2 separate regions of the Homo sapiens genome follow, and region 1 is linked to region 2. A link is a contact called in ENCODE Hi-C data. All regions are on one chromosome and are shown on one strand. Each heading gives the region's core, a stretch centred on a gene start or an enhancer-like site at or near the end of the contact. The rest is flanking DNA. Distances are from core to core; before and after follow the strand shown. Region 1 overlaps GPRC5A (G protein-coupled receptor class C group 5 member A). Region 2 overlaps BORCS5 (BLOC-1 related complex subunit 5).

Region 1 (5,745 bases), core at 1,130-3,629, 530 kb after region 2:
TCAAACTTCAGAGAGCAAATGATCCTCCTGCTTCAGACTCCTGAAGTGCTGGGATTATAGGCATGAGCCAACACGTCCAGCCCTGTGAAGTTTTTTGAGATTAGGCTTCAAAATACCTCTTCAGAGTGTTAGGTTCTCTGGCTTTAAGGTAAATATTAATATAGTTAAACTGGGGGAAGGGACATATGGGATTTCTTCCTGGTTCTTCAACAGGTTTTAGAATTTACTACAGGAGGTAGAGGAAAGTTAGTAGCTTTACTTAATGTAGTAAGCTCAAAGTCAAAACCCTGGCTAAACATGCAAAATTGGTTTCCTAATCCTTTTTTAGTCTTCTGTGTCTGAGGACTGTGTTAGGAGATTCAATACCTTCTCCCCACTCCAACATTCCTTTTCTGCAGGTCCAGAATGGCTACAACAGTCCCTGATGGTTGCCGCAATGGCCTGAAATCCAAGTACTACAGACTTTGTGATAAGGCTGAAGCTTGGGGCATCGTCCTAGAAACGGTGGCCACAGCCGGGGTTGTGACCTCGGTGGCCTTCATGCTCACTCTCCCGATCCTCGTCTGCAAGGTGCAGGACTCCAACAGGCGAAAAATGCTGCCTACTCAGTTTCTCTTCCTCCTGGGTGTGTTGGGCATCTTTGGCCTCACCTTCGCCTTCATCATCGGACTGGACGGGAGCACAGGGCCCACACGCTTCTTCCTCTTTGGGATCCTCTTTTCCATCTGCTTCTCCTGCCTGCTGGCTCATGCTGTCAGTCTGACCAAGCTCGTCCGGGGGAGGAAGCCCCTTTCCCTGTTGGTGATTCTGGGTCTGGCCGTGGGCTTCAGCCTAGTCCAGGATGTTATCGCTATTGAATATATTGTCCTGACCATGAATAGGACCAACGTCAATGTCTTTTCTGAGCTTTCCGCTCCTCGTCGCAATGAAGACTTTGTCCTCCTGCTCACCTACGTCCTCTTCTTGATGGCGCTGACCTTCCTCATGTCCTCCTTCACCTTCTGTGGTTCCTTCACGGGCTGGAAGAGACATGGGGCCCACATCTACCTCACGATGCTCCTCTCCATTGCCATCTGGGTGGCCTGGATCACCCTGCTCATGCTTCCTGACTTTGACCGCAGGTGGGATGACACCATCCTCAGCTCCGCCTTGGCTGCCAATGGCTGGGTGTTCCTGTTGGCTTATGTTAGTCCCGAGTTTTGGCTGCTCACAAAGCAACGAAACCCCATGGATTATCCTGTTGAGGATGCTTTCTGTAAACCTCAACTCGTGAAGAAGAGCTATGGTGTGGAGAACAGAGCCTACTCTCAAGAGGAAATCACTCAAGGTACAGATGCAGCCTGGCTAGGCAGAGAATCCCTTGTAGAAAGGTGGGGGAGAATCATAGGATATTATAACTGTAAGGAACATGCAAGATTTTCCAGATTATACCCTTGATAGAATAGATAAGTTCCTTAAGGCTCAGATCTTGCTTAAAGTCGTCCAGCCTGTTAGAGACAAGTAGAACACGAAGCTGGCCTCTGGAGTCTTTATTGAGTACTTTGTACAATTGGTGTAGACTGGGAGAGCCCTCCTCACTTCCCCTTTCTTGTGCTGTAATTTCCTGTGGGGCAGAACACCTCAGAGGTTTCTGTGCATCAAAATAAGATGCAGCAAAGACATGGAAAAAGGATAACGAGACAAATTCCCAGCAATAAGTAGATGAGGTTGTGTTTTTTATAAAAGATAACGAGGCATTCCTTCCAGAAATGTGGAGCCTTTGTAGATTTCAGTGCATAAAACCAAGCCATGATTTCCTGCAGTGATCACAGAGCAGAGAAGGGAGAAAGCCCTTTTATCACAAACCAGCAGGAAGTCTCTGTAAAATTGGTAAGGATTCTGGTTTAGTGTGAAGAACCACATTTTTTGTGTATGTTTCTGGGCCCATGGGAAGGAACAGATCATATTTGACATACAAGAATCAAATGATTCAGGCCAGGCATGGTGGCTCACTCCTGTAATCCTAGCCCTCTGGGAGGCTGAGGTGGGAGGATTGCTTGAGCCCAGAAGTTTGAGACCAGCTTGGGCAAAATAGCAAGACTTCATCTCTATTTAAAAAAAAAAAAAAAAAAAAAAAAAGAATCAAGTGATTTTGCTCTTATCTGGAGTTGAGACAAGCCAGATGTTCTCGTGTTGTTTTCATAAGCAAAAGAGGCTAAACTGATGGCCAGAAAGTACTCCTGCTCATAGGGACCTATTCATTGGTCTCCAGGGTTTACACTGACCTTTAAGTCTAATCACAGGGGGTGGGTGGTTTTGGGATAGGAATGAGGAACCTCCAAGGCCATGTTCTTAGCTCCAGCTAAAAATAGGTCTTTCCTTTGCTCTTAAGCCTGAGGTGTGGAACTTCCTGGTGCTACTCACTGCAGCTATGGTCCCTGTCTAGGGCACTTGGAAGTCTGAAGGGAGGCGGAGGAGGGCAGGAGGGGTTATTTAACCACCCAGCCCCTCCTGTCCGTTCCGTGGCTTCACTCCATCACCTCACTCCTGTACTTCCTGTTCTCATTCACTGATGAGTCTTCCTTCCTTCATTCATTTCAAGGGCCACTGTCAGCTTTCTCCCTTAAAATGCTTCTCTGGCCTCCATGCTTTGCTGCTCACTTTCCTCCCTGGGTCCCCTGAGCCACCCCATCCCATCAAATCCTTCCTGAGCCCTTCCACAGTTGGAACCAACAACCTCTGAAGCTTTGCTCGCAGTCCAGATGAACCAAGTCGCTGTGCTTTCCTGCCTGTGCCTGTGCTCCAGGTGTGTCTGTCCTCTGCCTGGTGTGACCATCTCCCTCTTCTGCCCTTCTCCAGGATCAGGCATTCCCCAGTTTCCCCTGGTAATCACTCCACCCTGTGCATCTGTAGGACTTTGAAATGCTCTTATCAGGGTCTGTCTCATTGCACTGTTATTTATGTACCTGTCATATGTTCCTTACTCTCCAGTGTCAGCTGCAAGGAGGGATCATTCTGGTTAATCTTTATGTGCTTCACCATCTCTCTCTTTTTTTTTTTTTTTTGAGACAGAGTCTCGCTCTGTCACCCAGGCTGGAGTGCAGGGACATAATCTTGGCTCGCCACAAGCTCTGCCTCCCAGGTTCAAGCAATTCTCCTGCCTCAGCCTCCCGAGTAGCTGGGATTACAGACGTGCACCATTATGCCCAACTAATTTTTTTGTGTTTTTAGTAGAGACGGGGTTTCACCATCTTGGCCAGGCTGGTCTCGAACTCCTGACCTCATGATCCGCCCGCCTAGGCCTTCCAAAGTGCTGGGATTACAGGCATGAGCCACCGTGCCCAGCCACGATCTCTTAAATAAAGGCGTTTAAGTGTTTGTTCAGCAAATTGGGCCCATAAATTTGGTGGGAAATAAATGAATTGCTTTGAACTGCATTCATGATGATTGCATGTGTTTATCCTTGTTTCCCAAGCCTTTGGTTTTCCCCAAATACACAGAAAACAGTTGCTCATCAATCCTGCCTCTTCCCAATGAAAATGATACAAATATATACATATTTTCCTTGTCAGGCAGTTGAAATAGGTAAATCCCCAGTGAGATTCACTCTAGGTACACCCCTGGCCAGATCTATATCTGAAATGACTGGTTTTTATGACTTTTTCTTTTTTTTTTTTTTGTTTGAGACAGAGTCTTGTTCTGTCGCCCAGGCTGGAGTGCAGTGGTGCGATCTCGGCTCACTGCAAGCTCCACCTCCTGGGTTCACACCATTCTCCTGCCTCAGCCTCCCGAGTAGCTGGGACTACAGGTGCCCGCCACCACGCCTGGCTAATTTTTTGTATTTTTAATAGAGATGGGGTTTCACCTTGTTAGCCAGGATGGTCTCGATCTCCTGACCTTGTGATCTGCCCACCTCGGCCGCCCAAAGTTCTGGGATTACAGGCGTGAGCCACCATGCCCAGCCCATGACTTTTCAAATGTGCTTTTGAAGTGGTCCTAGGATGAGGTGGGGCTCTGGTGAAGTTCTGAAAAGGGGCGTCCCTAGTCATCATAGTTATTCATTCATTCAACCAATATTGTGTTTGCTTTGTGCCTGGTCCTAGGCTTGAGGACCTAGTCTCTGTCCCTCCAAGAAACTTAAGGTCTGCTGGAGAGACAGGCAATTAAATGGGCAAGATGTCACACTGTGATAAGTGATACAATGGGGTGAACATAGGTGGGGGCCCCAGTGGTTTAATTTCTCCTGTTCCTCCATTTCAGGTTTTGAAGAGACAGGGGACACGCTCTATGCCCCCTATTCCACACATTTTCAGCTGCAGGTAAGTGATTTTTTTCTCCCTCTTCATCAAAGGCATTAGCACCTCAGGAACACTGATCCTTTGGAAACAGACGATGTTACCTTTCTCATGGCCCCTAGATGGCCACTTGAAGGAATGATGGGTCTTCTTTCCTCTAAGCGGCCTCACGGGGTTAGTGGGTAAGAATGAGTGCTTGGCATAGAGAGGACTTGGGGGTGGGAGGCCTGGGAGAAAGGGAAGGAAATGAGACTTCTGCCCAGACTGGAGACCTGTTGAAATGGCAGGAACTGGAGTGGGTTTCACGATATGACTGTTTCCTTTTCAGAACCAGCCTCCCCAAAAGGAATTCTCCATCCCACGGGCCCACGCTTGGCCGAGCCCTTACAAAGACTATGAAGTAAAGAAAGAGGGCAGCTAACTCTGTCCTGAAGAGTGGGACAAATGCAGCCGGGCGGCAGATCTAGCGGGAGCTCAAAGGGATGTGGGCGAAATCTTGAGTCTTCTGAGAAAACTGTACAAGACACTACGGGAACAGTTTGCCTCCCTCCCAGCCTCAACCACAATTCTTCCATGCTGGGGCTGATGTGGGCTAGTAAGACTCCAGTTCTTAGAGGCGCTGTAGTATTTTTTTTTTTTTGTCTCATCCTTTGGATACTTCTTTTAAGTGGGAGTCTCAGGCAACTCAAGTTTAGACCCTTACTCTTTTTGTTTGTTTTTTGAAACAGGATCTTGCTCTGTCACCCAGGCTTGAGTGCAGTGGTGCGATCACAGCCCAGTGCAGCCTCGACCACCTGTGCTCAAGCAATCCTCCCATCTCCATCTCCCAAAGTGCTGGGATGACAGGCGTGAGCCACAGCTCCCAGCCTAGGCCCTTAATCTTGCTGTTATTTTCCATGGACTAAAGGTCTGGTCATCTGAGCTCACGCTGGCTCACACAGCTCTAGGGGCCTGCTCCTCTAACTCACAGTGGGTTTTGTGAGGCTCTGTGGCCCAGAGCAGACCTGCATATCTGAGCAAAAATAGCAAAAGCCTCTCTCAGCCCACTGGCCTGAATCTACACTGGAAGCCAACTTGCTGGCACCCCCGCTCCCCAACCCTTCTTGCCTGGGTAGGAGAGGCTAAAGATCACCCTAAATTTACTCATCTCTCTAGTGCTGCCTCACATTGGGCCTCAGCAGCTCCCCAGCACCAATTCACAGGTCACCCCTCTCTTCTTGCACTGTCCCCAAACTTGCTGTCAATTCCGAGATCTAATCTCCCCCTACGCTCTGCCAGGAATTCTTTCAGACCTCACTAGCACAAGCCCGGTTGCTCCTTGTCAGGAGAATTTGTAGATCATTCTCACTTCAAATTCCTGGGGCTGATACTTCTCTCATCTTGCACCCCAACCTCTGTAAATAGATTTACCGCATTTACGGCTGCATTCTGTAAGTGGGCATGGTCTCCTAATGGAGGAGTGTTCATTGTA
Region 2 (6,284 bases), core at 1,916-4,415:
GTAGCACCTGCATTTCTCATAAAACTAAGTCACAGCTTGCTTCAAGCACAAGCTGATTGGGAAATATACATGTTCTGTGACACGTTAGTAATCTAGAATTACTTATTTTAGTGTTTATCAGGACAGAAAAGGACAAATCTTACTACCGGAGGAAACTTTTTAGTGACCTTAATTTTTTGGAGAGAAAACGATTTTCAGTCTATCTCTGTACTCAGAGAAGCATTTATCGTCACACCTCAGGTTTCTCAAGAGTTGAGATTTTGTCCTTTTTTTTTTTTTTTTCTCGAGACGGAGTCTTGCTCTGTTGCCCAGGCTGGAGTGCAGTGGTGTGATCTTGGCTCACTGCAAGCCCCGCCCCGCCAGGCTCAAGCAATTCTTCTGCCTCGGCCTCCCGAGTAGTTGGGACTACAGGCGCGCACCACCATGCCTGGCTAATTTTGTGTATTTTTAGTAGAGATGGTTTTCACCATGTTGGCCAGGCTGGTCTCAAACTCCTGACCTCAGGTGGTCTGTCTGCCTCAGCCTCCCAAAGTCCTGAGATTACAGGCATGAGCTACCATGCCCAGCCAAGAGTTGGGATTTTGTCTTAGACATCGTGGATTTCTTAGGGCCCAGCACAAAGCTTGGCACTTGGTAGGTACTCAGTAAATGCAATTAAGCATTAGGGTAGTATACTAGATGTCATGGGGGAAAAGATAGCTCACAGGTCCTCTGCTCTCAAGAAGTCTCATTTGGGAGATAATACATGCCCACAGCACAGGGTATTGTATGTAAACCAAATGAGTAGTGCATTCACTAGCTTCTGTAGTATTTCAGGGGATCAGTAGCTCTTGAGAGCTAGCGGTAGTGATCAAAGGTGTCCTTAAGAGAAAGCATATTTAGAGATGCAAAAGTAGGACAGTTACAAGTGAAGAAAGCAATGAGCCAAGGTTTAAGGATAGGAAAATGCAGGCAGTAAAGATTTAGAAAGATAAAAACTCAAGGGCCCTGAATTTAAAGCATACATTTAGGTTTAATATTTTTTAGGGATATTGGAGGGGACATTGAAGGATATTGGTGTGGGAAAATAATATGTTGCATGATAGTTTGTAATTTACAAAACAATAGCACTTGAAGAAGAATGAATTAAAGATGATTGCTCTTTGATTTTAAAATACTTCTGTTTTAAAGTCTATTATAGGCCGGGCACGGTGGCTCACACCTGTAATTCCAGCATTTTGGGAGGCCTAGGCGGGCAGATCACCTCAGGTCAGGAATTTGAGACCAGCCTGGCCAGCAGGGTGAAACCCCGTCTCTACTAAAAATACAAAAAGTAGCTAGGCATGGTGGCGTGCGCCTGTAATCCCAGCTACTCAGGAGGCTGAGGCAGGACAATCGCTTGAACCTGGGAGGCAGAGGTTGCAGTGAGCCAAGATCGTGCCACTGAACTGCAGCCTGGGTGACAGAGTGAGACTCCGTCTCCAAAAAAATACATAAAGTCTACTACAAACACTTTTATTTAAAAGAGAGAACATAGGCATAGGGCTTAGTATATAGTACCTCTCACTTAATAAACCCTCAGTACATGATTCTTGTTGATAGTAATATTATTAAATGAGGAAAAAATATTAGAGACATGCTACAAAATAACTAACCGGTTTTCTTTATAAGAGTCAAAGTCTTGAAAGACAAGGAACAATTGAAGAATTATCACAGATTTAAGGAGACTAAGGAGACATGCAGTGTGGGTCCTGGATTGGGTCCTAGAATGAGAAAGGATGTTAGTGGGAAAAAAGGGCACATTTGAATAGTTGTGTAGTTTAGTTGATTATATTGTAGCAGTGTTAATTTCCTGGTTTTGATCATTGTATTGCAGTTACATACTATGTTAATATTAAGGGGAAGCTGCTGAGGGTGTAGTGGTGAGATCATGACTCACTGCAGCCTCGACCTCCCAGGCTCAAGTAATCTTCCTGCCTCAGCCTCCTGAGTAGCTGAGACCACAGGTGTGTGCCACCACTCCCAGCTAATATTTTTAATTTTTTTTGTAGAAATAGGGTTCCGTATGTTGCCCAGGCTGGTCTTGAATTTCTGGGCTCAAGGGATCCTCCCACCTTTGCCTCACAAAGTGCTTGGGATAATAGGCATGAGCCATTGCACCCATCTGGAATCCTATACTTTATGCAACTTTTCTATTTCTTTCTTTCTTCTTTCTTCTTTCTTTTCTCTTTTTTTTTTTTCTTTTTGGAGGCAAAAATCTTGCTTTGTTGCCCAGGCTTGGAGTGCAATGGAGCGATCTTGACTCACTGCAACCTCTGCCTCCCGGGTTCAAGTGATTCTCTTGCCTCAGCCTCCTGAGTAGCTGGGACTACAGGCACGTGCCACCATGCTTGGCTAATTTTTGTATCTTTAGTATGGTTTCACCATGTTAGCCGGGCTGGTCTTGAACTCCTGGCCTCAGGTGATCCGCCTGCCTCAGCCTCCCATAGTGCTGGGTTTACAGGCATGGGCCACCACACCTAAGCCTGCAACTTTTCTTTAACTTCTTTTGCTTTTTTTAAACTTCTTATTCAAAAATAGTAAGTTTAAAAATACAATTTTGTTTTAGAAAAGATTTCAATTTTGTATTTGAACTAAGTTATCTACTGAGAGGTCGGATGTCAACAGAAAGAATTTAGAATCTCCTACCCGACAGAGCTTTTAAGATCCACTAAAGCCCATTAAGCAATCCACTAGAATAGCTTAAGGCAAGAGTGGGTTCCCTTGAAGACCCAGAAGTAGAACCTCTGAGGTGCTTCCTTGATTAGGCTTTGTCTCAGTGGAATGTTGGAGCTAGTTTGATTGTCTATCCAGACCATTAAAACTTTTTATGTCAGCACTAGGGCTGTTTTTGCCTTTGTGTGTTCACTGGAGTAGCACTTTTAATTCCCTTTAAGAACTTGTCCTTTGCATTCACAGCTTGGCAAACTGGTGCAAGAGGCCTGACTTCTACCCTGTCTTAGCTTTGAACATACCTTCCTCACTCTAGCTTTTGATTTAAAGTGAGAGATGTGCAATTCTTCCTTTCACTTGAACACATAAAGACCATTGTAGGGGAATTCATTGGCCTGATTTCAATATTATTGTATTTCAGGGAGTAGGTCCAAGGAGAGGGTGATAGCCGGGGGAATGATTGGTCCGTGAAGCAGTCAGAGCACATGCAACACTTCTCAGTTTAAGTTTCCTGTTTTCTATGGGTGTGGTTTGTGGTGCCCAAAACAATTACAATAGTGACATCAAAGATCACTGATCACAGATCACCATGACAGATATCATAATAATGGAAGTTTGAAATATTGCAAGAATTACCAAAATGTGACAGACATGAAGTAAGCACCCTGCCACAAATCTTCAATTTGTAAAAAAAAACACAGTATCTGTGAAGCACAATTTAAAAAAAATTTGAAGTGGAATAGAATGAGGTGTGCCTATATATGGAAGATGGCTTGATCTAATCAGAGATAAAAAGAGATGAATGAGGACCATATCAAAATTATTTCCAGTTTGCAGTTAATTCTGCTCCCAGTCTCCAGTCCTAGGCAACCACAGGCCAGCTTTTCTGGACACTTCATCTAAATGGAATCATACAATACATACTCTTTTGAGTCTGACTTCCAGTTTTTGCCTGTTATGAATAATGCTGCTATGAACCTTTGTGACCATGTGTTCATGTGAATGTGTTTTTATTTCTTTTGGGTGGATTCTTAGGAACGGAATTGGTAGGTTGTATGGTAACTTTGTGTTTACTTTTACGAAACTGCCAAACTTTTTTCAAAATTACCATTTTACATTCCTTCCAGCAATGTATGAGAATTCAGTATTCTCTTTATTTCTGATTATAGCCATCAGAGTGGTTGTGTAGTGGTATCTCATTATGGTTTACATTTACATTTCTCTAATGATGTTGAGATTATTTTTGTGTGCTTGAAATACCTGTTCAAATCTCTTATCCATTTTTAAATTGGGTTTTTAACTTATATTGTATTATAACAAGTTCTTTATTCTGGATACAATCTCTTAATCAGATATATGATTTGCAGTATTTTCTCCCAGACTGTGACTTTCTTTTCATTTTTTGGGGGATTTTTTTTTTTTTTTTTTGAGACCGAGTCTCACTCTGTCGCCCAGGCTGGAGTGCACTGGCGCGATCTCAGCTCACTGCAAACTCCACCTCCTGGGTTCAAGCAGTTCTCCTGCCTTAGCCTCCCAGGTAGCTGGGATTACGGGTGCCTGGCTCATTTTTGTGTTTTTAGTAGAGACAGGCTTTCACCATGTTGGCCAGGCTGGTCTGGAACTTCTGACCTGGCTGATATTTTTTGAAGTACAACTTTTTTAATCTTGATGAAGTTCAGTGTATCAATATTTTTAATAAAGATTTCTCCTAGAAGTTTTATAGTTTTAGTGATTGCATTTAGGCCTGTGATCCTTTTTGGATTACTTTGTGTGTGTTGTGTAAAGGTCTAAGTTCATTTTGCTTTGTTTGTTTGCTTGTGGTATCCAGTTGACCCTGTACCATATGTTGAAAAGATTGTGTTTTCCCTTATTGAATTATCTCAGCACCTTTAAAAAATGACCATAAATGTAAGGGTTTATTTCTGGACTCTTAGGTCTGTTCCATTGATCTGTCCCATTTTTAATTTCGTGGATTGTACTTTGGTGTTGTATCTAAAAAGTCATCACCAAATCCATGCTTACCTAGATTTTCTCTTGTATTACTGCTTAGGACTTTCATAGTTTTGCATTTTACATTTAGGTCTGCGATCCATTTTGACTTAATTTTTGTGAAAGGTATAAACCATATGTGCTTTTAAAGACTATATAGTCTGCAGTCATTGGGTAGAGAGTTTTATATATGTCAGTTATGTTGGTTGATAGTGTTTTTTGAGTTTTGTATATTCTTACTGATTTTGTCTTTAGTTTTATCAATTGAGAGTGAGGTACTGAATTATTAACCTGTTTTGTTGAATTGTGTATTTTTCCTTTTGATTCTGTCAGTTTTTCCTTCATTTGTTTTGAGGATATGTTGCTGGTGTGGATACATTTAGAATTATTATATCTTCATGATGTAACAACTTTCATCATTATGAAACACCGTTCTCTAATATTACTCTCTGTCTTTATTTCTATTTTATCTAATATTAATAGAGCCATTTGTGTTAGTCCACTTTGAGTTGCTATAAAGGAATACCCGAGGCTGGGTAATTTATAAAGAAGAGAGGTTTATTTGGCTCACAGTTCTGCAAGCTGTATAAGAAGTGTGGCACCAGCATCTGCTTCTGGTAAGGACCTCAGAAAACTTTCAATCATGGAGGAAGGTGAAGGAGGAGCAGGCATGTCACATGGTAAGAGAGGGAGACAGAGGTGGGGGAGGTGCCACACTCCTTTAAACAACCAGTTCTCCCATAAACTAATAGAGGGAGACTTGCTCGGTACTACAGGGAGGCACCAAGCCATTCTTGAGGGATCTGCTCTTATGACTCATACATCTCCCACTAGACCCCACCTCCAACATTAGGGGCCACATTTTAACATGAGATTTGGAGGGGACAAGTATCCAAATGATATCACTATTCTGTCTTTCTTATGGTTCTATGATGGTATATATCTTTTTTTTTTTTTTTTTTGAGACAAAGTCTTGCTCGACAGGCTGCTGAAGTGCAGTGGCGCGATCTCAGTTTCCTGCAACCTCTGCCTCCTGGGTTCAAGTGATTTTCCTGCCTCAGCCTCCCAAGTAGCTGGGATTACAGGCGCGTGCCAGCATGCCTGTCTAATTTTTGTATTTTTAGTAGAGATAGGGTTTTGCCATGTTGGCCGGGCTGGTTTCGAACTCCTGACCTCAGATGATCCACCTGCCTCGGCCTCCCAGAGTGTTGGGATTACAGGTGTGAGCCACCGTGCCCAGTGGGTATGTATCTTTTTTTATCTGTTTGCTTTCAACTCTTTTGTGTCTTTGAATCTAAGGTGTGTCTTTTGTAAATAGCATATAGTTGGATCTTGATGTTTCATCCAGTCTGACATTCTCTACCTTTTGATTGAGGTATAAAAACCATTCACTTTTAATATAGTTATTGATCTGGTTAGATTTGCCTTTTTATTATTTCTTTTCTATACATTCTTGTCTATTTTGTTTCTCTGTTCCTCCTTGACTGCCTCCTTTTATATTAAATACATATTTTTAGTTTACTGTTTTAACTGTTCCATTGATTTTTTTTAACTATGTATTTTTTGGAGTTGTTTTCTTAGCAGTTGCTGTAGGGATTACAGTG

What was found. Hi-C counts contacts between places; a loop is a spot of excess contacts on that map. Pooled maps may share reads with other maps.
Region 1: a map with no recorded cell type shows a loop between it and region 2 (5-fold over the local background). The contact joins two enhancer-like sites. A Hi-C loop is called at or near these places in 1 of 168 maps with a recorded cell type or tissue (B cell), 3 of 37 single-sample maps with no recorded cell type and 8 of 50 pooled maps.

The regions. Positions count from the first base shown.
Region 1 is chr12:12,907,845-12,913,589 of GRCh38, forward strand. It overlaps GPRC5A (G protein-coupled receptor class C group 5 member A), which reads left to right. Exons shown (of 4, transcript NM_003979.4): 2 at 399-1,327; 3 at 4,240-4,298; 4 at 4,603-5,745. The coding sequence starts at 406. The coding sequence ends at 4,695. Among named protein-coding and RNA genes, the nearest start is that of MIR614, 5.1 kb to the right of the region's middle. Within about 2 kb of position 2,380, at least 4 of the 41 ENCODE cell types and tissues checked have a DNase peak (open chromatin) inside an H3K27ac peak, as active enhancers do.
Region 2 is chr12:12,376,911-12,383,194 of GRCh38, forward strand. All of the region lies in intron 2 of BORCS5 (BLOC-1 related complex subunit 5), which reads left to right. Among named protein-coding and RNA genes, the nearest start is that of BORCS5, 23 kb to the left of the region's middle. RefSeq lists an enhancer at 4,285-4,579. Within about 2 kb of position 3,166, at least 6 of the 41 ENCODE cell types and tissues checked have a DNase peak (open chromatin) inside an H3K27ac peak, as active enhancers do.